Regions from separate parts of the Homo sapiens genome. Here all the other regions are linked to region 3. Evidence: chromatin loops called from intact Hi-C (ENCODE). Cell type or tissue: PC-3. All regions are shown on one strand. Links, peaks and the distances in the headings refer to the core of each region. The heading gives the core; the rest is flanking DNA.

Evidence for each region. Hi-C counts contacts between places; a loop is a spot of excess contacts. Peaks named below come from ENCODE experiments on the same cell type or tissue, not always from the same donor. Only the 100,000 strongest peaks of a DNase experiment are listed, where the experiment ranks them.
Region 1: a loop joins it to region 3, with 5 times the contacts of the local background. A loop is called at or near these places in 2 of 110 quality-filtered maps.
Region 2: it touches region 3 in a loop (5-fold over the local background); 10 of 110 quality-filtered maps call a loop at or near these places.
Region 4: it touches region 3 in a loop (2.5-fold over the local background); 4 of 110 quality-filtered maps call a loop at or near these places.

Annotation. Positions count from the first base shown.
Region 1 is chr21:28,441,644-28,447,866 of GRCh38, reverse strand. No RefSeq gene overlaps it. Among named protein-coding and RNA genes, the nearest start is that of LINC00161, 95 kb to the left of the region's middle. In PC-3, for the core only: a CTCF peak has its summit at 3,010; a DNase peak (open chromatin) is centred at 2,626; H3K27ac peaks cover 2,573 bases.
Region 2 is chr21:28,534,739-28,540,961 of GRCh38, reverse strand. It overlaps LINC00161 (long intergenic non-protein coding RNA 161), which reads right to left and starts at 1,644. Exons shown (of 2, transcript NR_026553.2): 1 at 1,434-1,644; 2 at 607-909. In PC-3, for the core only: no CTCF peak of the experiment used is centred there; DNase peaks (open chromatin) are centred at 1,501, 1,811 and 2,981; H3K27ac peaks cover 4,645 bases.
Region 3 is chr21:28,742,157-28,748,379 of GRCh38, reverse strand. It overlaps a transcript of HEMK2 not described here and the pseudogene LOC124905067. Among named protein-coding and RNA genes, the nearest start is that of HEMK2, 140 kb to the left of the region's middle. RefSeq lists an enhancer at 2,680-2,769 and a silencer at 5,479-5,773. In PC-3, for the core only: CTCF peaks have their summits at 2,473 (motif pointing right) and 3,141 (motif pointing right); DNase peaks (open chromatin) are centred at 1,989, 2,489 and 3,149; H3K4me3 peaks cover 957 bases; H3K27ac peaks cover 2,527 bases.
Region 4 is chr21:28,668,656-28,674,878 of GRCh38, reverse strand. It overlaps a transcript of HEMK2 not described here. Among named protein-coding and RNA genes, the nearest start is that of LINC00161, 130 kb to the right of the region's middle. In PC-3, for the core only: no CTCF peak of the experiment used is centred there; a DNase peak (open chromatin) is centred at 3,148; H3K27ac peaks cover 2,947 bases.

The sequences.
Region 1 (6,223 bases), core at 753-5,752, 300 kb after region 3:
CAACTGAGGTTTCCAGATACATGTGTATGTTTTATGGCATGTGAAAAGATTGATGTGTCATCTAATTGAAGTTTGTATCATACAAAAGCTCTATTCTTCAACCTTATTTTTGCTGTTGCTATTACTATTTTTTTTTGAAACTAGATCAGCGATGTTGAGATTAGCTTTGAGCACTGGTTGTGAAATTCCTGCTGAGAAACCATAATGAAAATACAACTTCAGAATATAAAGTACTAGAAGTATTAGAAGTATGTCTGTAATGTGCTACCAAAAGGATTACACATGCATACCCTTGGTTGTATTGTTGTTTCTGAATTTTTGGACAGAATTGTTTCCTAGCAGCATTTTTCTGAAATTGCTTGACTTTTATTTATGTAAAGATTCCTGATTACATAGGATCTGTAAATGATATGTTGCACTTTTTTAATCCTTTGGAAAATAATTACAAATAAGCAGTTCATTGTGACCTTATTGGCTGCACTTGACTTGGGTTAATGTAGAGGTAAAGATGAGCGATAAGAGAAGAATCAGCCACTTCCATAGTAGGTGAACAGAGTCATTAGACAATATTGATAATTAGACAGAGTTATTAGACAATTTTTTTCCTTTTACAGTGTCCACACTGTATGTGTGGTCCACAGGGCAAAAGGCTATAACATCTCACAGGACATGTGTGGTTGGTAATTAAAAATTATTCGTAGAGCAGACATCATCTGATGAGAAAGCTTTATGGAGAAAGTGGCATTTAGTTTGGAAATTATAGCTAGTTTGAATTTTGATAGGTAAAAGTGCAAGAAGGGAGACAATAGTGAGAATAAAAAACAGCAGTGAATATGGAGTCAGAGAGGTGGAAAGGCCTTGGAAATTGTTCACTTAGAATATGAGAAATGTATGAACAGGTTGCTTTGAAAGATGAGGTTGGAAAAGCAGCTGTTGAGGACTGTGTTCCTGGAGATGATATGCTATTTTTCTGCTAGTGGAGTTTAGGAGATGATTTTTAGTATAAAATCAAAAGCTTGAAAGAGTTTATCTGGAATTTATACATGATCTAGTCCACCTTCCTCACTCAGAGATGGAAGTGGCCTTGTTGCTGATTAAGAACAGGGTATTGGTATTAAAGGGAAAGACCAGACTCCTAATATTCACTCCATAATTTATTAGCTCTGTGAACTTAGATGGATTACCTAACTTTCCTAAGCTTTGTTTTCCATATCTGCAAAACAGAAATATAAGGTTTATTGTGAGAATAAGAAAAATGATGCATGTAGTGTTTAGTGTAGTGTTTGGAATAGTAAATGCTCCCAAAACATTTGCTATTATTATACTGGTGCTATTGTTATCATTTGTGACTTCAATGCTACAGGCTCTCATCTTTCCTTGCTCTGTTCTTACAGGAATTGCATAAATTCGCTAGAATCAGAAGTCAGTTGTCCTGATCTCAGAACAATTTGGTGTGTACAAAGTCCAAGGTTTGAAAACTCATCAAGAAGTCAGCATCCTGCAAGAATCAGCCACCCATGCCACACTTTCTATAGTAACTTCTGTTCTGCATCAGACTACATCACTCTGGCTTTCTGGTATGCGGATTTGTATTAGTCCATTTTCATACTGAGACCAGGTAATTTATGAAAAAAAGAGGTTTAATTGACTCATGGTTCCACATGGCTGGGTGGGTGTCAGGAAACTTACAATCATGGCGGAAGGCAAAGAGGAAGCAAGGCATGTCTTACATGGCAGCAGGGGAGAGACAGAGAGAGAGAGAGAGAGAGAGGGAGGGAGAGAGAGCGAGCAAGGGAAATGCCAGACACTTATCTAACAACCAGATCTCATGAGAACTCCCGCACTATCATGAGAACAGCATGGGGGAAACTGCCCCCAGGAGCCAATCACCTCCCACCAGGTCCCTCCCTCGACATGTGGGGATTACAATTCAAGATGAGATTTGAGTGGGGACACAGAGCCAAACCATATCAGAATGGTAGGAGTAACATAGGGGTAGCAAGATTGCATCCTCAAACTCTTGTATTCTGCCTTTTGAATATTGTTGACAACGGTATTTTCTATAAACCCTAAGCAGCTGTAAATCTAAAGGAATAAGGCAAACATGTTTTTCCTTTCCAAACATTAAAATACTTTTATTAAGTCATCCAATGAGCACTTTCTAGGGGAAAAAATAGTTTATGTGTGGTTTGGATGCTAAGCATTGACTCAGTGTCAGGCCTATGAAGGAGAAGGCCAAGCTATGCCTGCTGACACACAAGTAATCATGGAAAAAATAAAGACTGTCCCAAGTTTGTTAAATGAAGCCATACGTTTGGAAAAGCATGATATGCCAAACTCTTATATTCTTCTTTTGTTGTTCAAGATTATTCTCTTTCTTGCCCATCAGAATCATGGTTTTTCCTTCCAATACACAAATGTTCCCAGATCTCACTGTTGCCATAATCTTCTCCCAAGTGTTCTATATTTTGTACAGTGCTAGTCATACATAATATTAAGCAATACTTGAGAAAGCAAGGCATTTGAAATGACTATTTAGGCTAGGAATTTTATAGAGACTACATGTAGTTGTTCTTCTTACTTTAGGGATCACTTTTATAATACAAAGAATGACTGCAATATAAGCTTTGAAAGACTGACTCACTAAGGAAACAAGACAGGTTTGGAAAAATGGATCCCTTGCCATTGACGCACTCTGGAGAACTCTTTAAAAAATGGTAATCTGAGAAATTTAATTGCCACGTAACTGTTCACATAAAACTGATACTATCAGTAAGTGGACCAAATTAAATATTCTGTGAAAACGTTGCATTTCACAACCAGGTGTTTTGATTTTTTGAAATGAAAGAAAAAAAAAGGAAGTCAGCTTTTAGCTATGTGGTGCAGTTGATCTTCTCTGGAAAGTTATTCTGCAGATCTACCAAATGAATTAAAGATGAGAAGACAAATGTAGGAGATAAAAAGGCAAAGAAGAGATGTTTATCTGCTGTGTACCACTTTTGTGATGGTGGATCCCTTCATCTTTCTGTGCCTCATTTTTTTCTTATTTCTACATAGAGGGCACTATTCCAGGCCAGTGCTCTGGGAGGAATTACCCAGAATCCCTGTAGAAGCCACTACTGATGTCAGCTACAAGAGGAAGGGAACCCAAGTGGACTTCAGCCAGAACAAAGCTCTGTCACATGTTGGAATTTTACTGAACTTGAACAAATTATTCTTCAGAAAAAGTATTTTAAAGTCAAAAGACTCCTAGATGATTTCTAGGTCTTTTGCAGCATTAACTTCCTTTGAATCAATGCCTTCAATGATTATTTAAAAGAAAAGAAAGAAAAAATCAGAAAGTAAAGAAATGGATTTAGCTAGTAACCTTTAAAGAAAGCCCTCTTTCATTCATTTTTCTTCAAAGATTTATGTGATTTTTTTCTTATCTTGATGTATAATAATAAGAATTAGCTGCAAAAAGCTACAAGAAAGGTTGCATAAGTGCATACATTCTTTTCGAGTTCTGCTTCCTGTGGTAGTTCTTCACTTTTAATGATGAGTTGCTGAAGCAGGCACTCATTCTTTTATTGCATCATTTATTCTTGTTATCTGGGGAAGTAACAATGACAAGCTTTCCTAAGTAACAGCCCAACTCTTATTTGTGGCCCCTTTTCCTATGTCAATATTAGGATCATTCTATCAACGAAGAGGTCCTATTACCTAGGAAACCATGAAAGGTAAGACCTATGATCACAGGTGCTTACATGCATGCAAATGTAAAAGGAATACTTAAACCCTCACCTAACTTCTTTGGAAGTTTCAGTACACAGTTTTTGTTGATAGGCAATTAAGGTGCGTGTGTGAGTGTAGTATGTGTTTTTGTAAGAAAAAAAGTAGAGGAAATGGGAGATAATTTAGTGTGCTGGAAAGTTATAGAATTTGATATCTTGTTTTGCATAGATGATGCATTGTAGGAGTGACATTATTGTGAAACTTTGTTCAGTCGGTTTTCCTTCAAGCGATTTTGGTGCAGTTTTTCCAATCCAGTGTTAAGGGCATGACGATGTATTTTTCACAAGCTTGTCTAAGAGGAAACTCTGACAGATTATGATGAGGAAAACTAAATCCACTCATGTCATGTAAACACATAGAAGACTTCTCAGTGGGGTCTCTGCCTTGTACCTCAGATGCCAAGGGGGAGTTTGAGATTTGTCAAGTTGTTGACAACTGCCTTAGTCCATTTTGTGCTGCCATAACAGAATGACACGGATGTGGTAATTTATAATGAACAGAAATTTACTTCTTGAGGCTGGGAAATCCAAGGTTGAGGTGCCAGCATCTGGCAAGGGCTTTCTTATTGTGTCATCATATGGTGGAAGGCAGAATGTCAAGAGAGAAGGAGGAAACCAATTTTACCCTTTTATAAAGGCACCCATTCCACATGTAAGGGTGAAGCCCTCATGGCCTGCCACCTTTTAAAGACTCCACCTCTTGATACTGTCACAATAGCAACTGCATTTCAGCATGAGTTCTGGAAGGGACAGTTTCCAAACCAGAGGAGCAATTGCCTATCAGAGGTTGCAAGAAAGAGGTATTTTACTATTATTTGAGCTACCATTTTTAGCTTTATCCATACTTTTAGAAATAGGTGTTTTATTGAACTCCAATTATCCAGTTTGAGAATGTCATAATTTTCTATTAGGAGTCTGGCTGATCTAGTCATTAAAAAAGACACATAATAAATGTATAAGCATGTTTTTAAATGGACAGTTTATAAGTTAGTTAATAATATTAGTGTTAATTACTGTTACCACTAAATAAATAAACCACTACATTTTATGTTCTTTCAACAATCTGAAAAAAATATTTTGTAAAAAATTACTGTAATGCAAAATTTGGCTTAGTTAGCAACAGAGAGGGTAAATATCTGCTTTAAAGATCACAATGTCTGATGGCTATGAAACAGATGAGAAGTTTTGAGAAGATGACATCAATATGGTGTTGATTGGTTTCATGTGGCTTTGAGCTTTTCTGCCACTGGGAAGATCACTACTGTACATAGTTTACATATGATTCATGTGTGATGCCAGATTGCAGCTTCCTTCTTGCTGTATCTTAAGTGTACTTGGTATTCTGATTCAAGAGTGAGATCTTGAAGCTTTGGCAAATAGAATTGCCTAATTTTCATTTGTCCACTAAGCAATGCATGCAGTTAAAAAAATGAAAACAATACCAAACCTCCTTCTTTTGCAGTGAAGGAGCCCAAAACAAGTTACTCTCTTTCCGTCTCTCTCTTTAACTTAGAATATTGGTTATTTTGTATTCTCACACATGTAAAATTCCTTTCCTTTAATGCATATGTTCTCAATAAAAAAGAATTTTCCACTGAATTTCCAGGAAGACTCAACATAATTTAAAGATGGCACCTTACAAAAAGAACTCTCAATAGACAAGAAGAGGAGGCAGTAATAAACAATTATTTTCAAGACAGAGTTACCTAAAATCTTTCCTTGGTTTCTTACCGGCTACAGGACACTTTTCAAACTCTTTGGTTTCACTTTGACAAACTTGCTTCTTGCAATTCTCCTAAGGTTGTGTGTATACAACCACGTGGGATGTGGTGAATTTAGTCGGCCACAATGTAATAGTCTCTTCTCTATACATAAAATTAGATTACTAAAATCCCTATGTAAGAAACTTACAATCCCGCCAGGGAAAATTAGGATTGGGGAAATGAGATAATTAGTTAATCTCTCAAAAATCTGATGAACATAGTTTATGTTTTCTAAAATAGAGCCATGAAAACAGCCCACCAAATAATGAGAATGTCAATATCTCACACGTTCCTTCATTTGGTAATTAATAGCATGGAATGGATATATATTAATTTATCATTCTTTGATCTCCAGTGACTTTTCAGTATCTCTGTTCTCCTTTTTCCATATATTAAATACAGAACTTATACATTTGTTTTGTTTGATGGTGTTAATCTACAGTGCAGAAGAGTCCCTGTGTTTGTCCACTGTCTAATTTTCAAAGCCTCTCTGATTTTATGATTTTAATTTACCTTTTATCAGTGTGGTTTCACCGCATTTCTGCAGACATTCATGTGGATGCCTGAGCTGAAAAACTAACCTCACGTAGTCTTTATTTCTCAACTTGCATTCCCCAGTGCAGGGCCCAGTGGTGCCAATTCTGAACATAGTAAATTTACAAGAAAGCCCTTCCTCACCTATAACTT
Region 2 (6,223 bases), core at 687-5,686, 210 kb after region 3:
CCATCTCCATTTGTAAATGAGGACAGCTATACTTAAAGAGAAAGTATTCTGCTCAAACTCTACAGTTAGTAAAAGGCCAGTATTTAAATCCAGAAGTTACTCCAATCTTGTGTTCACAACCACTGGACTATGCTGCTTCCCAAAACTCACTTATTAGCATGACATAATGACAGTGTTTGGAAAAAGCTTTTCCACTCCGGATGTGTTTTATGTAAAAAATAATGCATGCTTATTGAAATGAGTCAAATAATACTGAGTCATATAAGGAAAACTTTAATGTTATCTGCTTCCACTTTCTTGTTATAAACTCACTCCCTTGAAGTAACCAATGGCAACAGTTTGATACTTATCTTTCCATGTGTTTATCTGCTCCATACAAATAGATCCCCCCAAAAAGCACAGAGGGGTTTTTATCCCTGTCTTCTTTAAAAATTGGATGATACTCTTTATATTGACCATTCCTTCAGGTATTTTAATAGATATATAATTATGTGTATAAATATATATGGCTTATATGTATAACTATATATGACATATATATATATATATAGTATATGACAATCTAGTGCTTTTTTAATGTGTAAAATAGATTCCCAGAAAAGATAATACTGGGTCAGAGAATACATTTATTTTTAAAAATTTTATAAAAACTAGCAACTTACTTTTCAAATTGTTTTACCAATTCACACCTCCATCAGCACTGCTTAAGACTGGCAATTTCCCCACACTCTTACCAGTCCAGAATTTTATCCGGTATGTCCATCTGAATGCCCACACACAGACAATTCCATAGCTGGTTCATTCAGTAGCTCCACAATTTTAGTTCTCTGTGTTAACCGATTTGTAGTCTATTTGGCTCTTCCCTCATATCCACAAGATGGCTGCTGCATGTCTACAGTTCTCTTCTTCCTGTGAAGATGTAAGCAGCAGAGACTATCCTGGGTGACTTAATCATAAAAAGGCTGTTAAAGGATGATCACTAGCTCACAGAATCACTGGGGAGGCTGAAGAACCAGATTTAGGGACAAATAGAACAATAGTCAAGCCATTGCATAGAAGTGATCAAAAAATACCTACCTAAGCCTAAAATATTTATCTAATACAGCATCCATTAGGATTCCAGTGCTGCTGTAACAAAATGCCACAAACTGGGTGGCTTAAACAACAGAAATGTATTGCCTCACAGTTCTAGAGGCTCAAAGTCCAAGATGAAGGTGCCAGCAGGATTGCTTTCTTCTGAAGGCTCTGAGGGAGAATGTTTCATGCCTCTCTAGGCTTCTGGTGATTTTCTGTCAATCTTTGGTGTTCCTTGGCTTGTAGACACATCACTGTAATTTCTACCTTCATCTTCACATGGTGTTCTCCTTATATGTGGACCTGTGTCCACATTTCCCCTTTTCACAGACACCAGTCACATTGGATTAGAAACCCACCTCACTCAAGTATGACCTCATCTTGACTAATGACATCTTCAACAACCCTAACTCCAAACAATGTCACGTTGTGAGGCACTATGGGACAGGATCCCGGCATATGACTTCTTGGGAGACACCATTCAGCCCACAACCATGTGTTAAAAAGAATCAAAGAAATAATGTGCATAAGTTGTTTAGCACAATGTAAACTGTTTGGTAGATGTTATTAGCATTTTATACAGTCAGTCCCAATGTTTTGTCACTTGACATTTAGCTGTTTCGCTCATTTAATCTGATAAAGAACTGTTCTTTTCTTTTACTATGTTGACTTACTCATTTGATGATGTTTAGCCACATCAGACACACTTCTTCAGGGATCATGAGAATCTATATTGGAATGTTGTTTTAAGTTGTGGACCTCAGCCAAACATTATTTCATCAAAAGACTCATGTTGGTGGCTATAAAGATGGAAAAAATAGATCTGAGAAATCCAAAAGTGGGGAGGGTGGAAAGGGGGACAAGAATTGAAAAACTACCTATTGGATACTATGTTCACTATTTGGGTGATGGGTTCTCTAGAAGCCTAAACCCAGCATTATGCAATACACCCATGTAACAAGCCTGCATATGTACCCTATGAATTTATAATTTGAAAATAAATAAATAAAAAAGATTTCTTTTTTACACACACACACACAAAAGAGGCTGAAGTTGCGACTGACATATCAGCAAGACATAGTGTCTTCTCAATCCTAGCCAGCCCCAGATGTAGCATTCAAACAAAAACAAAAACATGTCTTTGTTCCTGCATTAATTCACTTAGGATTATGGTATTGAGCATACATGGACATACACATGGGAACATTAGGCACTGTGGACCACTAGACAGGGGAGGGAGCAAGGGAGATGTGGGTTGAAAAACTACCCATTGAGTACTATGCTCAATACCTGGGTGCAATATACCCATGTAACAAACCTGCACATGTACTCCCTGTGTCTACAATAAAAGTTGAAATTAAAAAAAATAATAATAACATGTCTCTAACTTCCCCAGTTTTAAACCTTGGAACTGTTAGCAGAATTTGTCAGAGGATCTCACAATTTCGAGAATAGAAAAAGAGTTCAGGCCGGGCACGGTGGCTCACGCCTGTAATCCCAGCACTTTGGGAGGCCAAGGTGGGTGGATCACGAGGTCAGGAGATCGAGACCATCTTGGCTAACACAGTGAAACCCTGTCTCTACTAAAAATACAAAAAATTAGCCGGGCGTGGTGGCGGGCGCCTGTAGTCCCAGCTACTTGGGAGGTTGAGGCAGGAGAATGGCGTGAACCCAGGAGGTGGAGCTTGCAGTGAGCCGAGATCGCGCCACTGCACTCCAGCCTGGGTAACACAGCGAGACTCGGTCTCAAAAAAAAAAAAAAAAGAAAAAATTCAAATGACATAGGATTTCATTTCACGTTCAGAGTTCAGCTTGAAGCTACCACTGTGGACCACTCTTAGAAACTGGAGCCCTAGGGACATGAGTTCCTTGTGAATCAATGCATACTCATTGTATTGATACTCAGCCAACTTAACACGTGGTCTTTAAGGATGACCTTCCTAAGATGTTCTGTTAAACATAGGTATTTATCAAAGTGATTTATTTCTTCATTGGCCTTTTTTACATCACACTGGAGAAGAATATACAAGTGACTCAGATGCATTAGTAACCACAATGGAAATAAAACTTTCTCTTAAAAATTGCATTTTAAACATTCATTTAGAAGATGAGCAATCTAAAATGGTATTTCTATTGGAAGTGGTTTTCTGTGAAATCGTGACTGCTTTCTCCACCATTCGTTTTTTCCATTTACTATCAGTATGTCAATATTATTTTGAAACTTTAGTCAATTGGACTACACTATAAATCCAAGTTTTCATTTTCCCTCACATTAACTTTTCTTCATCTCCCTTTTCAGCTATTAGTCATCATTGTTGATGCCAAAGTCCTTAGCACGTAGAGTTCAATTAGCTTGACAAAGTGTATTAGTTATGAAACAATTTGCACTTTATTTGCTGGCTATTGTTTTCAAACCAGTTTAACTAAGTAACTTACATAAGTAAATAGGAAATAACAACTAGCAAATAATTGAAGCTCAGAGTATAGTTCTTTTGAAGTAGGTGAGTATATTTTGGCTGTTGGACATTGAGTCCTCAGCAACTCTAGACTCACCATTCCTAAGCTTTTCTACTCTATAAACTTTCCTTAATTTCACATTAGCCATTCATGTGTGTGATTATACCTTGAAATTTCTCACCACCGGATCTGATTCTCTTAGGAAACTGAAAGCCAGAAATTTCCTACTTTAACAAAAGGACCCTTTATTTTTATCACTCAAATTATCTTGCTCCCTTTTTGCCTGTCCTTCAACCCTCACCATAATTGTCAAGTTCTTAACTCTGCTGTGTTCTCCAGATCTAATACCTTTTGGTGGTTTTATGAAATTTATGGTAGATTTGTCATGACACCTTGACAATCTCAAACTCTGGACCAATGTAACTAAACAAATTTTTCTATTCCTTGGCTTCTAAGTAGGCTGGAGAAAAATCTATACCAATGCTTTTCTGATTTACTGTAAAGAATCATCAGAAGACAAACATAGTTTAATTTCAGGATTTTATAGTCACTGTTCTATGGATACTTCACCAACATTATAAATGGGTGCTCTGGTTATTTGTAACACCTGTTCATAACATTTTCTATATGAAAATTCTTGCAGCCATAGTCTTTCATGGAGAATTTAGACCTTCATTTACTGATTTGCCCATATTTGCATCAGCCCCAGGAGTGAGTAAAATGTTGGCTCTGCCCAAAGTCACTACCTTGAATCAACTCCATACAGTCATTGGATGAAAGTCTATCCAAGCCCAAGTCTTAGTTAGGCTCCTCATTTTAATAAGGGGATGTCAGTATCCCTGCAGGCCTATTTGATTGTCAAAGCATGATAATCCTCTAGCTATTCCCTACATGCCATGTATAACCTTCAGGTTTTAGCCAGAGAATGTAACTTAAAATGCTTTGCCATGTAATTTTTATCAAAAACTCAGTTTGAGTAATGCTATTCATGGATAACTTACTAAAGAATTTGTAGTCTATGCGTTTTTTAATGTATTTTAAATTCCATGCCTAGATCATGCCAAATTAAACCACATTTTTGTTTTCTTATACAATTATTAAATATTTTTATAGAGTTTATGTGTTGGAACTATGCCTTTGGATTTATTTAGGGAGGCCAGTTGCAATGTTGCTCACTCTACCACTTGGTGCCCTTTTCATGAGGATTCATGGAAGAAATTTCGATTAGGTTTCTGTGCTTGAAAAAAGCTTTTCTGAAGGAATGTCAGTTTCCTTCTCTGCTTTGTTAACTATTAATAGCATGCTTAGATTGTAAATGTAGGACAGCTATATAGTAGAATTTTATATTATGCAGTTTGGGATATAACGTTCACCTTGGGCATTATTTCACCTGTACTTATTTTCTCCTTGCCTCAATTTTCTCATCCTATTTTTTATACTATATTTTCTTAAAATGCTGTTAAAAATCCTTTATAAAAATTAAGCAGAGACTAAATTTATAACTCAACAAGTAATGCATGAAAAGAATGACCTCTACCAATATTTTCAGGAAAGACACATAGTTATAATGTCTTTTAAAACAAGGCTATTCTGTTGGCCTGAAATGGCTTAGTGGTCTCTCAAAACTGAGCTGACAGTGGCCTCCAGCAGAGAGCCAGCAAGAAAGCTAGGTGTTAGTCCTACAGAGGTAAGCAATCGAATTCTGCCAACAACCCATGAATGTGGAAGATGACCAGTAGTCTCAGAAAAGATGGTAGCCCCCTCTGACTCCTTGATTTCAACCTAGTGAGACCCTAATAAGCACAGGATCCAGCTAACTTCTGCCAAGACTTCTGACCCGTAGATACTGTAGTGAGGATTAAGCTCTGACTTTTTATCTTGGCCAAATTCTTACCCAAGAGGTCTAGGGAGTTCATGCCCTACAAACCATCAGTTCTCATTAGATGGGTTTTATTTGACCCTATATATCGTGACTTACTTTTCAATCTGACTCTGGCATAACATTATGAAACAAGGAAAAAGTATTTAACCCCAAAATATATTTCCTTGCCATACCTTGAAATTGCCCTGAGAAGTCTCTTGTGGGAAAAATCCACATTCTATAAAGAATCCCCTCCCCCTTTTGTTTTCCTTCCATTCTTTGCAGATCCAGGAGATAATCAGCTAAGAGCCAGGCACCCTTTTAGGTCTGATAAGAAACATTTACAACCTGTTCTCTCTCTGAAGTCTGCTGAGAGCTTCCTCTGCACAATAAAACTTGGTCTCCACAATCCTTTATCTTAACCTGGATGTTCCTTTCCATTGATCCCAGGTCTTGAGATAAACTCAACCACTTGTCAACCAGAAAATGTTTAAATTTACCTATAGCCTGGAAACCTCTGCTTTAGTTATCCTGACTTTGTGAACCAAACGAATGTATTTATTCAATTTTGTCTCATGCCTTCCTAAATGTATTCAATTGATGTCTCATGCCTCCCTAAAATATACAAAACCAAGCTGCACCCCGACCACCCTGGGCACATGTTCTTAGGACCTCCTCAGGGCTGTGTCATGGGCCATGGACACTCATATTTGGCTAAGAATAAATCTATTCAAATATTTTACAGAGTTTGACTCTTTTCATTGACATAAGATAATAAATTTGTCTTGTTTCGAGTTGCTAAATTTGTGGCAACTTGTTATATAACAATGG
Region 3 (6,223 bases), core at 562-5,561:
CTCATAATTATTTTTTACCAAGGTATAGTAAAAGGTGAATATCATTATTAATTTATATTCTTATGCTTCTGTTTTAAAAATAATTTCAATGTTTATTTTACATTTTTCAATGTTCATTGTAGATTCAGGTGGTACATGTGCAGGTTTGCTACATGACTGTATTGTGTGATGCTGAGACTTGGGGTTTGAATGATCCTGTCACCCAGGTAGTGAGCATGGTAGCCAATAGGTAGCTTTTCAGCCCTTGCTCCTGTCCCTCTCTCCTCACTCTAGTAGTCCTCAGCATCGTTACCATCTTTATGTTCATGCATACACAATACTGAGCTCCCTCTTAGAAGTGTGAATATGTGGTATTTGCTGTTCTGTTCCTGTGTTAATTCATTTAGGAAATGCCTCCAGCTGCATCCACGTTGAGAAGAGAATGTCAACATTACACAGCCATAGACGCTCCTCTGATGTTCTCATAAGAGATACCCTATCTCTCTCTGGTTATGTTCCTTTTAATTTCTTACAGACTGATCAGTTAAATTGGCCAAGAGCCATTTCCTCTTAGCCTTCAATTGCAGTGCTCATCCTGCTTCTGAAAGCACCTTGTTGCAAAGGATAAGATGTCCTATCCATGTTGGTGCAAAGGATAAGATTTCCTATGCACGTTGGTGCAAAGGATACAATTTTGTTTTCTTTTTATGGCTGCATAGTATTCCATGGTATATGTGTACCACATTTATCTAGAGGAATTTTGACTCCTAACATTTTCAGGATTATGTAACATAAAAGTCCATTTTAAACAGGTAGTGGGGTAGGAGTATTGGAACTCTGAAAGATAACTTCATCTTCACTTCTGGACATTTCCTTTGAGGGTTGAATAGAACTATTTTGTTTTCCTCTGCACAGGATCCCCCAAATTAATTTTCATATGTATTTTCATCATTAGCCATTGGCTTGGAAGGTTTTAAAGTCATTCTGTGTCAACTTCAATTAAATCCCACGAGACTCAGAGAAACTGATCTGGCAGGAACCTGCTCCTGCATTTTTACAGATAAGTACATTAGGGCTCCATGAGGTCCAATAGCTGGACTGCGGTCAAACAGGAAGACAGAATGGGCTCCTCCATCCGGGCCTTGCAGGACAACTCTAGATTTGCTTCTCGCCACCCAGAAACTTTCTCCTCCCAGGTCATAGCAATTCCCATATCTAAGTATGACTTTCAGTTCATCTTTTCCCTTCTGTTCCACATTGAAAACATCAGGTACACCTGTAGACTCCATGGCCACAACAAACCTGGATCTTCTAGATCTGTCCATTTCCATTGCTAGTCAAAGGTGGTGTCTCTTGAGCCTCTATATTGCACGTGATTTCTCACTAGGTATCTTGCTTCTACGTTCTCTGCACCATAAATTCCTGTCTCCATGGAGCAGCCGGAGTGATCTTTTTGATAGTCTCAGAGCCTTTTAAGAACTTCTCTTCCCACCTGGTAAAAAACCTCATTGCACAGCCCTGGCTTATCAAGCCCTCCATGCTGTGGCTGTGTTTGGCTCTCAGCCCTCCCTCTTCCACCCTCTCCCTTCCCTTCTCACCCCTGCCAATGGCCTTATTTGTGTTCTTCAAGTATGTTGAAATGCTTCCCTTCTCAAAGTTTTTGCACTAGCTCTTCATATCTTTCTGGAATGTTCTCCATAGATCATCATATAGTTTTTTTTTTTTTTTAGATTGGCCCTACTTTAATAGCAACTCTTCTTGGACCACTCAATGTATGATAGCCTCTCAGTCACTTTCTATCACGTCACCCTATTTTGATTTCCAGTATAGTTATACATTTTATAAGCTACATTTATCACTCATATATTCCCTTAAAAATATTTATTTTCCGTTGCTCATCTCCCTACCTGCACACATGGTCGTGAGCAAAGAACTTGCTTGTCCTACTGATCTCTGCATTCTCAGTGCTCGGTGATATTTGTTGAATGAATGCAGGGCAATGCTATGTCTATGCTTTATGTCATTATCTTCTGACTCACTGCAAAGACAGGAGTCCCCCACGGGCAAGGAACATACTAAGAGTAGTATGTACCTCATGTTGTTATTGAGACATTTCAAAACATGTAAACATATTTACAGTGATGAAGTATACAGAATACTGCCTGCCACAGAAAAAGCTCCAAATAAATATCAGCTGTTGTTACTGTAGGATGTATACATATTTTTATTTATATTCATATAGTTTTGTTATACATATAAAACAAAACGTTTTATCAGTTTTTATTACTTACACATGTCTACATTATATATGGTGTTAGCTATTGTTATTCTGTTATTTGATAGAGTATCCAATAAAATATGTTACAAGATTTTGCTAAATACCATAAACTAAATGCCGACCACTTTTTTCTCACCTGGCTCTATTTCAGGATTCAGCCAGGTTTCTCTGTCTGGGAGTGTTAATGTTTCTTAGCTAAGCAGCTGCAGTATCTGCGGTTACTGAAATCGTCCTGAAGGTGGCAGCGGAGAGCTAAGGTTTGGAAAGTGCTCACATGTTCTTGTATACATGCTGGGATAGGATTTGAAGGGGGTGAGAAAAGTTATTCCATGGGGCTGTTTTTGCATCTTCAAAATTCCTTTCATCATTATTATTGTTGGGAAGGGGTGTGTTATATGTCGGGAAGCTGCTCAAATGCAAATGATATCTGGGAAGTGGCAGCCAGCTATTATTCATGAAACCTCAGGCAACGTGAGAGCATTAGAGCATTCATCCAGATGCAGGAAAGTGGAACTGCTGGTGAGGTGAGATAGAGGGCAGGTAAAGGGAAGAAAAGGGCTTGGTTTTGGATGGGCGTTTTCTTGGTTCCGAGGACTTCTTGATCTGTGGAGAGGGGTACAGGCAGGAGAGGTCAAAGCTGAGCCCTCTAACTGACGGGGCCAGGGCAGGGCCCCTCTCGTCCGGGTCTAAGGCAGTAAACTCCTGGAACAATCTCATACAACATCCATCTGCTTGTTTAAATAACAAGCCGATTCTATCATGTCTATGTGTACAAATCAGACTCTCTGGGGAGTAAGTATGTGAAAGGAGACTGGAAATATCGTTAACGATTTTCAGACATTTTCTCCAACTAAATCTGAAATACTGCATACTGACCACGAGATGACAGTATTGCACCACTAAATGCTTACACCACAAGCTTCCATCTTGTAAGCTCTTAGAGATCTAACACAAAATCACTGTGCTTCCCACTCGCAGCAGTCATTGGAATTATGCTTATAAACAGCAATTTTTCTTTATTTGCACTTTTTCCATAAATGAGGAATACATTTTTTGCCAATAGTGGCTACTGTATGTATACTTCGGTTATTGTCTTGGGAAAATGGGTGTTGAAAAAATTGAATTGTCTGTGACTCTACACATTTTATAATTCAAAATTTGTGAATAAAATTAATCAGCATGTGAGTTAAAGTGCAGTATTCCTTCAGCTAGAACTGCAAGACCAAAAAAACCCCATAAAAGTGTTTGGTTTATAATTTACTGTTTTTAATTTATGGTCTATAGTAAGATTTTCTAAAAGCATGAAACAGAATGGTTCTAACATATGGTTTTATATAGTTTACATATTTATAACCATGTTTATCTAAAATAGCTCTCTGTAATGCATTTATGTGGTTGAAGAGTTTGAAAAGGTGATTATCAAATGAAATAATGTATGTAAAATACCCAGCTCAAGCCTCACACATGGCAGGAATCATAATAAATAGAGGCTCTTGTTTCCTTTATTAAGAAGAAATCATAAATTAGTGGATAAGTGCAAAAATCCTTTGCTACTATGAAACAGGAGAGGCCAAACAGTGAGATATCATAGAGTGAGTTGCCTCTTATGCCTTTCTAGTTGAGTAGTCAGAGAATGAAAAACTACTTAAGGTTCTACCCTTCCACAGACACTGCAGATGAAAGTGTTCGGCAATTAACCATGAATGACTTTCAGGAACAGCAAATCCATGCTTTTCTATTTTACTCAACTTGGATTACATCTGTAGTGCAAATTTAAAAGAACACTTCTGGGGACAGTTTTTCCCAGGATCTATTTATTGTCTCATTTTTTTCTTTTTTTAATTGTTAATTTATTTTATTTTTGTAAAATATTTTAATGTTTATTTTAGGTTCAGGAGTACATGTGCAGGTTTGTTATATAGGTAAACTCATGACTCAGGGGTTTGGTGTACAGAGTATTTAATTACCCAGGTACTAAGCATAGTATCAGATAGTTTTTTCTCTTCTGAACCTCTCCCTCTTCCCAGCCCCCACCCTCAAGTAGGCCTCAGTATCTGCTATTTCCCTCTTTCTGTCCATGAATTCTCATTATTTAGCTCCCACTTATTAGTGAGAACATGTGGCATTTGGTTTTCTGTGTTAGTTTGCTGAGGATAACAGCCTCCAGTTCCATCCACGTTTCTGTAAAGGATGCAATCTTGTTCTTTTTCATGGCTGTATAGTATTCTGTGGTCTATATGTCCCATGGCTATTTTCTTTGATAGTCTCAGAACAATAAAACATTCAGTACCCACAGCAACCCTTGTAGCTACCAGACACATTTGCATGATCCAAGCATAACAGTTAAAGATGAATGGCCTTAATGCCTGGGGTCATCCAACTTTCACCATCTTCTATTTTAGACTTTTTCCTCCTCCTAATAGGCAGAGATGGGATGAATTCCTTAATTAAACAAGATCTCTTGTTTGAACCAGTTTAGACTGCAATCATTCATCAAACTTTTCTTTCCTCCCTCCCTTCCTCTCTTCCATTCTCCCTTCACCTTCTCTCCTTCCTTCACTCTCTTTTTTCTTTTCTGCATCCCAATGACTTGTTACTTACTGTGTTCTGTTAAGTTTAGGTACAAACAATAGAAGCAAGTGCTTTATTTAACTCCTTATTTCCTGTTATGGGCTGAATTCAACCCAGTCAACACCTTAATCTTGGACGTCTAGCCTCCAGAACTGTGAGAAATAAATTTCTGTTGTTGAAGTGACCCTGCCTCTGGTACTTTGTTATAGTAGCTCTAGCAAATGTACACATCCCCTTAGATTCTGTCTCTCTCTTTTTTTTAAAACACGGAACACTTTTAGGAATGTGCATGTCATCCTGGCGCAGAGGCCATGCTAATCTACTCTAAATTGCTGCTGAAGCAAGCACTCCTGTTAGATTTTTCAACCTCCACATTTTCCAAGACTTCTTAAAATACTGGCTTTTCAGACCTTTGGGTCTCATCCCTCCTGTTGCTACACTCCACCACTGCAGCGCATTTGACAATAGTGACTGTGTTTGTGTGAACGTGAGCAGATACTAAATCCCAACATTTTTGAACAGTTTCATTGCACTCCTACCAGGTACAGCGCATTCATTAATTTTAATATTTACTATCACAATGGGAACTAAGAAGTTGTCAGGAAACGGAATAAACTTAAAAATGGTTCATAGGAGAAGAAGACAGAAGACCGTGACCACAGAGAAAATTTTAGCCTAAAGCCTTCTTATACTGTTGTGCTAGAAAAACGTTTCTCCCTCAATAAATAGATATGTGTCTATAGGGCTTCTTCAAATTCTGGTGTTTGGGTGAAAATATTGAAATACTGTAGATGGCACCATGACATTGCACATGACTGTTTTAGAACAAAACCACTGTGTCGTTATCTCCCTCCCCCATTTTTTTTCCTTTTTTTTTTCTTAGTGGGCAAGTTATTGGAATCTTTAAAAAAATGATCATTTATGATTAAAACTTGGAAAAGGAATTATGCCCATTTTTTTCATGTTTACTCTCATGGCCTGTACTACAAAGCACTAGTCAGTAACCTCCCCTTGAAAAGTCTTTGGATAAGTGCATCATTATTCTAGCTACCAGCACTTGGTGAATCCCCATGTTAAACTCAACGTGTTTTGAAATTAAACCTCAGAGATGTTCCCAACCTTCTTTTATGTCCCTAGAGATAAGTTTACCAAATGTTAACAAAGAAATAATTGTTCTCAGAACTTATGGCAGCAAAGTGATGAGATGTAGGGTTGCTTTAAGACCGAGGCACAAATGGTGCTCTGTGGCAAACGTAAAGAAACTGTTCAATAATTACTGTTTTCAGCAAATGTAAAACTCTAAACCAGGGGCCAGCAAACTTCTTCTGTACAGATCCATCCAGATAGTAAATATTGTCAGCTTTATGGGCTACACGGTCTCTGTCCAAGCTACTC
Region 4 (6,223 bases), core at 588-5,587, 74 kb after region 3:
AGAGGTTGAAGCGAGCTGCCTTGCCTTTTTGGCCATGTGAGGACACAGAGAAAGCACCATCTGTGAGAAACAGGGCCTCCACTATATACTGAACTTGCCACCACCTTGACCTGGGACTTCCCAGTTTCCAGAACTGTGAGAAATAAATTTTTTATGATTTACCCAGTCTAAGATATTTTGTGACAGCAGCAGGAATGGACTAACATACTGGGTCTAGCAAAGAGTTCTCAAGGTGAGTGCTCAGATCTGGAGACAAAAAGAACTAAAACCAGAAAAAATTAATGCAGTTGGGCAATCAAGGAGTGAGATCATGAAGTGAGCCTTCCATTTAACTCCAGAGAAGCAGGACAAGCTCCCTGGGAGTCTCATTCTGTCTGCCTACCTCTGAATGAGTTATGCTTTTGAGAGTCTTTGACTGGGGCTGCTGTTACCAGAAGGGGGTCCAGATCCAGACTCCAAGACAGGGTTCTTGGATCTTGAGCGAGAAAGAATTCAGGACAAGTCTATAAAGTGAAAGCAAGTGTATTAGGAAAGTAAAGGTATAAAAGAATGGCTACTCCATAGAGCAGTCCTGAGGGCTGCTGGTTGCCAATTTTTTATGGTTATTTCTTGATGATATGCTAAACAAGGAGTGGATTATTCATGCCTCCCCTTTTTAGACCATATGGGGTAACTTCCTGATGTTGCCATGGCATCTGTAAACTGTCATGGCGCTAATGGGAGTGTAGCAATGAGGATGACCAGAGATTACTCTTGTCGCCATCTTGCTTTTAGTGGGTTTTGGCCGGCTTCTTTACTGCAGCGTGTTTTATCAGCAAGGTCTTTGTGACCTGTATCTTTTGCTGACTTCGTATCTCATCCTGTGACTTAGAATGCCTTAACCCTCAGGGAATGCAGCCCAGTAGGTTTCAGCCTCATTTTACCCAGCTTCTATTTAAGATGGAGTTGCTCTGGTTCAAATGCCTCTGACACTACCATCTGAGTTATCTGAGTGGTTAATTTTAACGAATGTTTTGTCCTCAAACCTTGAAGGACATTGTTGATTATAATGCAAGAGAAACTATTCATTTTATGCATTTTTCACTTATGTAGCTTTTTCAAGTCATATATTCATATGACCATATATGTGGGTTATATGTGAGCTAAGTGTTTGAGTTTGGAATGTTGCTGAGAATATAAATTTATCTGAAGTTTATTTTTGGAGTGAGAAAGTAGATTTAAATCTGACACTACCATCTGAGTTATCTGAGTGGTTAATTTTAACGAATGTTTTGTCCTCAAACCTTGAAGGACATTGTTGATTATAATGCAAGAGAAACTATTCATTTTATGCATTTTTCACTTATGTAGCTTTTTCAAGTCATATATTCATATGACCATATATGTGGGTTATATGTGAGCTAAGTGTTTGAGTTTGGAATGTTGCTGAGAATATAAATTTATCTGAAGTTTATTTTTGGAGTGAGAAAGTAGATTTAAATCCACTTTCAGCAATGTAAAGAGAAGTAGTGTCAGACAAATTTCTTTTCTTTAAATACTTCTAAATTTTCTGAATCAGACAAATTTCTGATTGGAGAAAACAGTTATGAATGATTCATTTGAATGATTGCTAAAACACTATCATGCATTTTTCTAGACAATCTTTCTTTCTTCCCCCTTTCATCCTTTCTTCTTTCTGTTTTTCTTTCTCTCCCTTCCCCTCCCTCTCTCCCTCCCTTCCTTCCTTCCTTCCTCTTTTTCTTTCCTTCCCTCCTTCCTTCTTTGCTTCCTTCCTTTCTTTCTTCCTTCCTCCCTCTCTCTTTCTCTCTCTTCTCTTTTCTTTCTTTCCTTCCTCCCTCCCTCTCTCCTTTCTCTTTCTTTCTTTCTTTCTTTCTTTCTCTTTCTTTTTCTTTCTCTCTTTTTTTATTTTTTTTCTTTCTCTCTCTCTCTGCCTTCCTTCTTTTTGCGTTTATCATGTAGAAGGAAGAATAGAAAAGGAAGGTATTTTTTGTTTGCTTAGTTGAATCAGGAGTTGGGAGATAAAAGGAAGAGCTGAGACTTAGCTCACATCTGTGAGGGAAGAATTACATTTTTAATTTTTAAATTAAAACAAGTCAAGAAAAATGGAAAGAGAGAGCAGCGTCAAGAAGAGAAAAAGAGCAGGGCATTTGGTTGCTTTGAGTCATACAAGTGTCTTGGATAGCCTACTAATACAGCACCACCTTAAACCATTGTCTTTAAATATTCTCTCTACATTTAATTTAAAGGAGGGGTGTACACTGGTTGGGGAACAAGAGGAGAAAGACCACCTCCTGGAGAGCCCGCTTTCTTCTCTATTAATGGAGAAATTCAGCTCAGGCCCCAAAACTTGCATGTTCTTTTCTACCAAACAGGAGCCTTGCACATTTCTGACAGGGCAGAGGAGCAAACATTTATTTGCAATTCTAGGATTCACCTCAAGAGTCTTTTTGGCTACAAATGACTTAAAGCTCTCTTTGTAAACATATGCAGTCCTCTCCTTGGAAAATATTATGGTCAATACCATTTTCTACATCTTAAATTTCCAGTGGAAATTTAACACCCAGTGATAGGCAGTATCCCTTATAGATTGGTACTTGGGGCAGTTGTTAACCTGAGGAAGACAGAGGGTGAGAAAGAGACAGAGAACAAGCCTCTGTGGAGGACAGGACTCAGCAAAGGGAAGTTCCAAATGATTTAACATCTGTTTCAAGTGAAGAGAGAACTAGACAAATGTTTAATGAGAATGATAACTATTTAAGCCTATGTTTCTTTTTTTGGGAGTTTGCTTTGCAAAAGAGCCTACTATCTAATGTGCTCTGGTGATTGAAAAACAACGTGTACTTTAAACTTGCCTATGACTGGTCATGTGATTGATGGGTCTTGAGTTGTTCTGCTCCACTGTAGAGTGAATAAGTCACAGAATTTCACAATTTTCTGTTTTCCAGCGAAATGATAGGGGAGACCATATATTGGATTAAAGGTTTTGCAAATTAAATTGTGAATATTAGTGCTATGGCAGAATTTACGTGTGACATTAAAACTAACATTTTCAAAGAGTGGAAATGATTCAGAGGATCATGTTTATGATTGTGGAAGCAACCGTCAGATGTAATAAAAAAGCCAAGCTTCCTAGTGACTAAGGGTGTAAACGAGATTTATGGAATGATGATATCCCTGGCATTGCTATACGAAACTCAGCTTCTTGGGAATTAGCATCAAGCACTCTGAGTCTTCTAAACACGTTATAAACACCAGGTTATTTGCCCACCCCACTCCTACCACACTGCAGTAATCCAGGTTGTATTTATCATCATAGTCTTCTGGGCTGGGAAATCACTTCTTCTAGTCCCAGAAATGTTTGATTTCATGTCAAATGAATACAGAGTTGGTCTTTGCTCACCTCTAAGGCTGGATATATGAAGAGGATTCTTCCTTTTCTAGCAGCCAGAGGAAGAGGTTGCCTGCAAAAGGAGGATGCATGGTAGCGTTAACCTGAAATCTTCCTCTCATGATTAGGGCCCACTTTATTACCTTGGGTTTTCAGACAGGATTTATTTGGACCTTTACTCTTTCTTCCAACAGTGCACTGCTTCTCTCCCACCACTGCCTGTTCTCACTTTCTTTCGAAGACGTGATTAAGTTTCCACATTTGTTTGGTCCCTCAAAAGGCAAAGATGAAGTACAGGAGAAATACATGGATCACAGGCAAGATCCAAAGCTGGCTGCAGTCTCTGAGGCCTGAGCCTCCCGTGAAGGCTCTTGCCCCTCCTTGTTCCATACATCTTTCTTCTTCATAGCAAGACACTCCCATTAAGCCCAAAAGCCCAGAGTGCAACTCAGATATACAATATATTACCTGTTGCATCACTTTCTTTGATATAGTTTGACTCTGTGTCCCCAACCAAATCTCATCTCAAATTGTAATCCCCATAATCCCCATGTGTCGAAGGAAGGACTTGGTGGGAGGTGATTGGATCATGAGGGTGGTTCCTCCCATGCTGTCTTGTAATAGTGAGAGAGTTCACACCAAGATCTGACAGTTTTATAAGCATTCGACAGTTCCTTTTTCACATGCTCTCTCTTGCCTGCTGCCATGTAAGACATGCCTCCTTAGCCTTCCGCCACAACTGTAAGTTTCCTGAGGCCTCCCCAGCCATGTGGAACTGTGAGTCAATTAAACCTCTTTGCTTTATAAATTACCCAGTCTCAGGGAAGTTCTTTGTAGCAGTGTGAAAACGGACTAATACACTTTCTAACAGGACAGAGCTCTGACAATACTTCTCAGATTCACTAGCTTAGTAGAAAGATCTGCCTTGCAATGTCAGCCTCCAAGAGTCTTGAGATGATAGAGGCTGTCTGTGTGTGAGAAGTTTTTCTTGAGTAGTTTTATTGAATAGAGAGAAACCGTGTCCTTATGGCCTCAAGACAGTACACAGCAATGAGAAAAGAAAATGGACTCTGGAGATGTAAAAGATACCACACATGGCTAAATGTTTGGTTGAGTGACAGAATAAATTCTATTTTAGGTTTTAATTTCATTTTTACAAAATAAAACTAAGAATATTTTTAATCATGTGGGACAGAGTCATTTGCATCAGTTCCTTTGCCCATTTAGACTGTAGGCTCTGTTTCTCAAAACTATAAATTCTGTATTTAGTTTAAGAAAGTATATTTTTGATTGAGGTTAACACAATATTTAAGTTAATGGAAAACATGCTTCCATTGCAGAGTATTTCCACCAGGATTGCTGGATTCTGTACAACAATCTGTTTCTATTTTGAAAAAAAAAATGATGCTGTTATATGACCTAAATATTCCTATTTTCTCTTATTTCACTCTTCTACATTCATATGCTTCGTTCTTCAGGTATATTCAAATAAATGACACACTGTGAATTCAGATGAGAATACTTCCTAGTAGTATATATCCTTAATGTTTCATAAAATTAGGAAAATTATTTTGCTTAAAGTCTGAGCCCCTTTTCAATGTAGGGAGCATGAGTTCCCACTCCTGCTACCCAAATAATGCTAAAACTGGGGAGAGGTTATGAGTTAGCTTTTGCTGAGTGACAAGTCACCCCCAAATCCATTGGCTCAAAATTGCAATCAGTTTTTCTTTCATGTGTATGGATTTCATATGGAGATGGATTGATCTAACTGCTCTTGGCTAAAAAGCTCTGATTCAAGTTGGGTCCAGCTGGGCTTGGCTTCTTGCTTGGGCTTAGGCTGGTCAATGTGTAACTCTGGGGTCCTGTCTGGACTGGCAGCAGCTACCAGGAAAAGCTGTTCTCAAGGTACAGATCAAGAGGGTAAGCAGGAACACGGTTTAAGCTTGGAACTGGCACTCTGTTACTTCGCCCACATCTCACTGGCCAAGTGAGTCACATGGTTAAGTCTAACCACAAGGTAGGGAAACAGTGGGAGGAACTGCAAAGTCAAATGGCAAAGATATGAAAACACAGAGGGGAAATAATTGGGAGCCAACATCCAATCCATCAGAAACTTCAGTTTATTCTCTTCCTTTTTTGAGTCTCACTCTGTCACCCAGGCTGAAGTGCAGTGGTGTGATCTCGGCTCACTGCAGCCCCCGCCTCTTGGGTTCAAGAGATTTTCCTGCTTCACCCTCCCGAGTTGCTAGGATTACATATGTGTACCACCACATCTGGCTAATTTTTGTATTTTTGGTAAAGACAGGGTTTCACCATGTTGACCAGGATGGTCTCAAACTCCTGACCTCAAGTGATTGGCCCACCTTGGCCTCCCAAAGTGCTGGATTACAGGCATGAACCACTGCACCCAGCCCAGTTTATTCTCTTCTTTCTACAAGTGGGAATGTTGTTGTGTCATCTTCCCTTCTTCCCTGGGACAGCAAGTCAAAAAGTAGGCACCTGCTCTGAATAGTGACTTGTCCTAATCTCTAGGCATAGCTTTCTGCAAACCAGTGATTCTCAAACTTTGGTGTATGATGGGATTATTGATGAGATTGGTAACAATACAGATCCTAGGTCCCATCCTCAAATGCATTACATTAGAATCACTGTGGGAAGGCCAGGTCATTTATACTTTTTAACAATTTCCCCAGGTGATTTTGATGCTCTTCAACATTTGAGACCTATATCACTAATACACGGTTAATTGAAGTGGTCAGTATATGTCTTGAATTTGATGGATGGAACCCTGGTAGTTTGGCAAGTGTGATTGATTGTATTATTGTTCAGCAAATA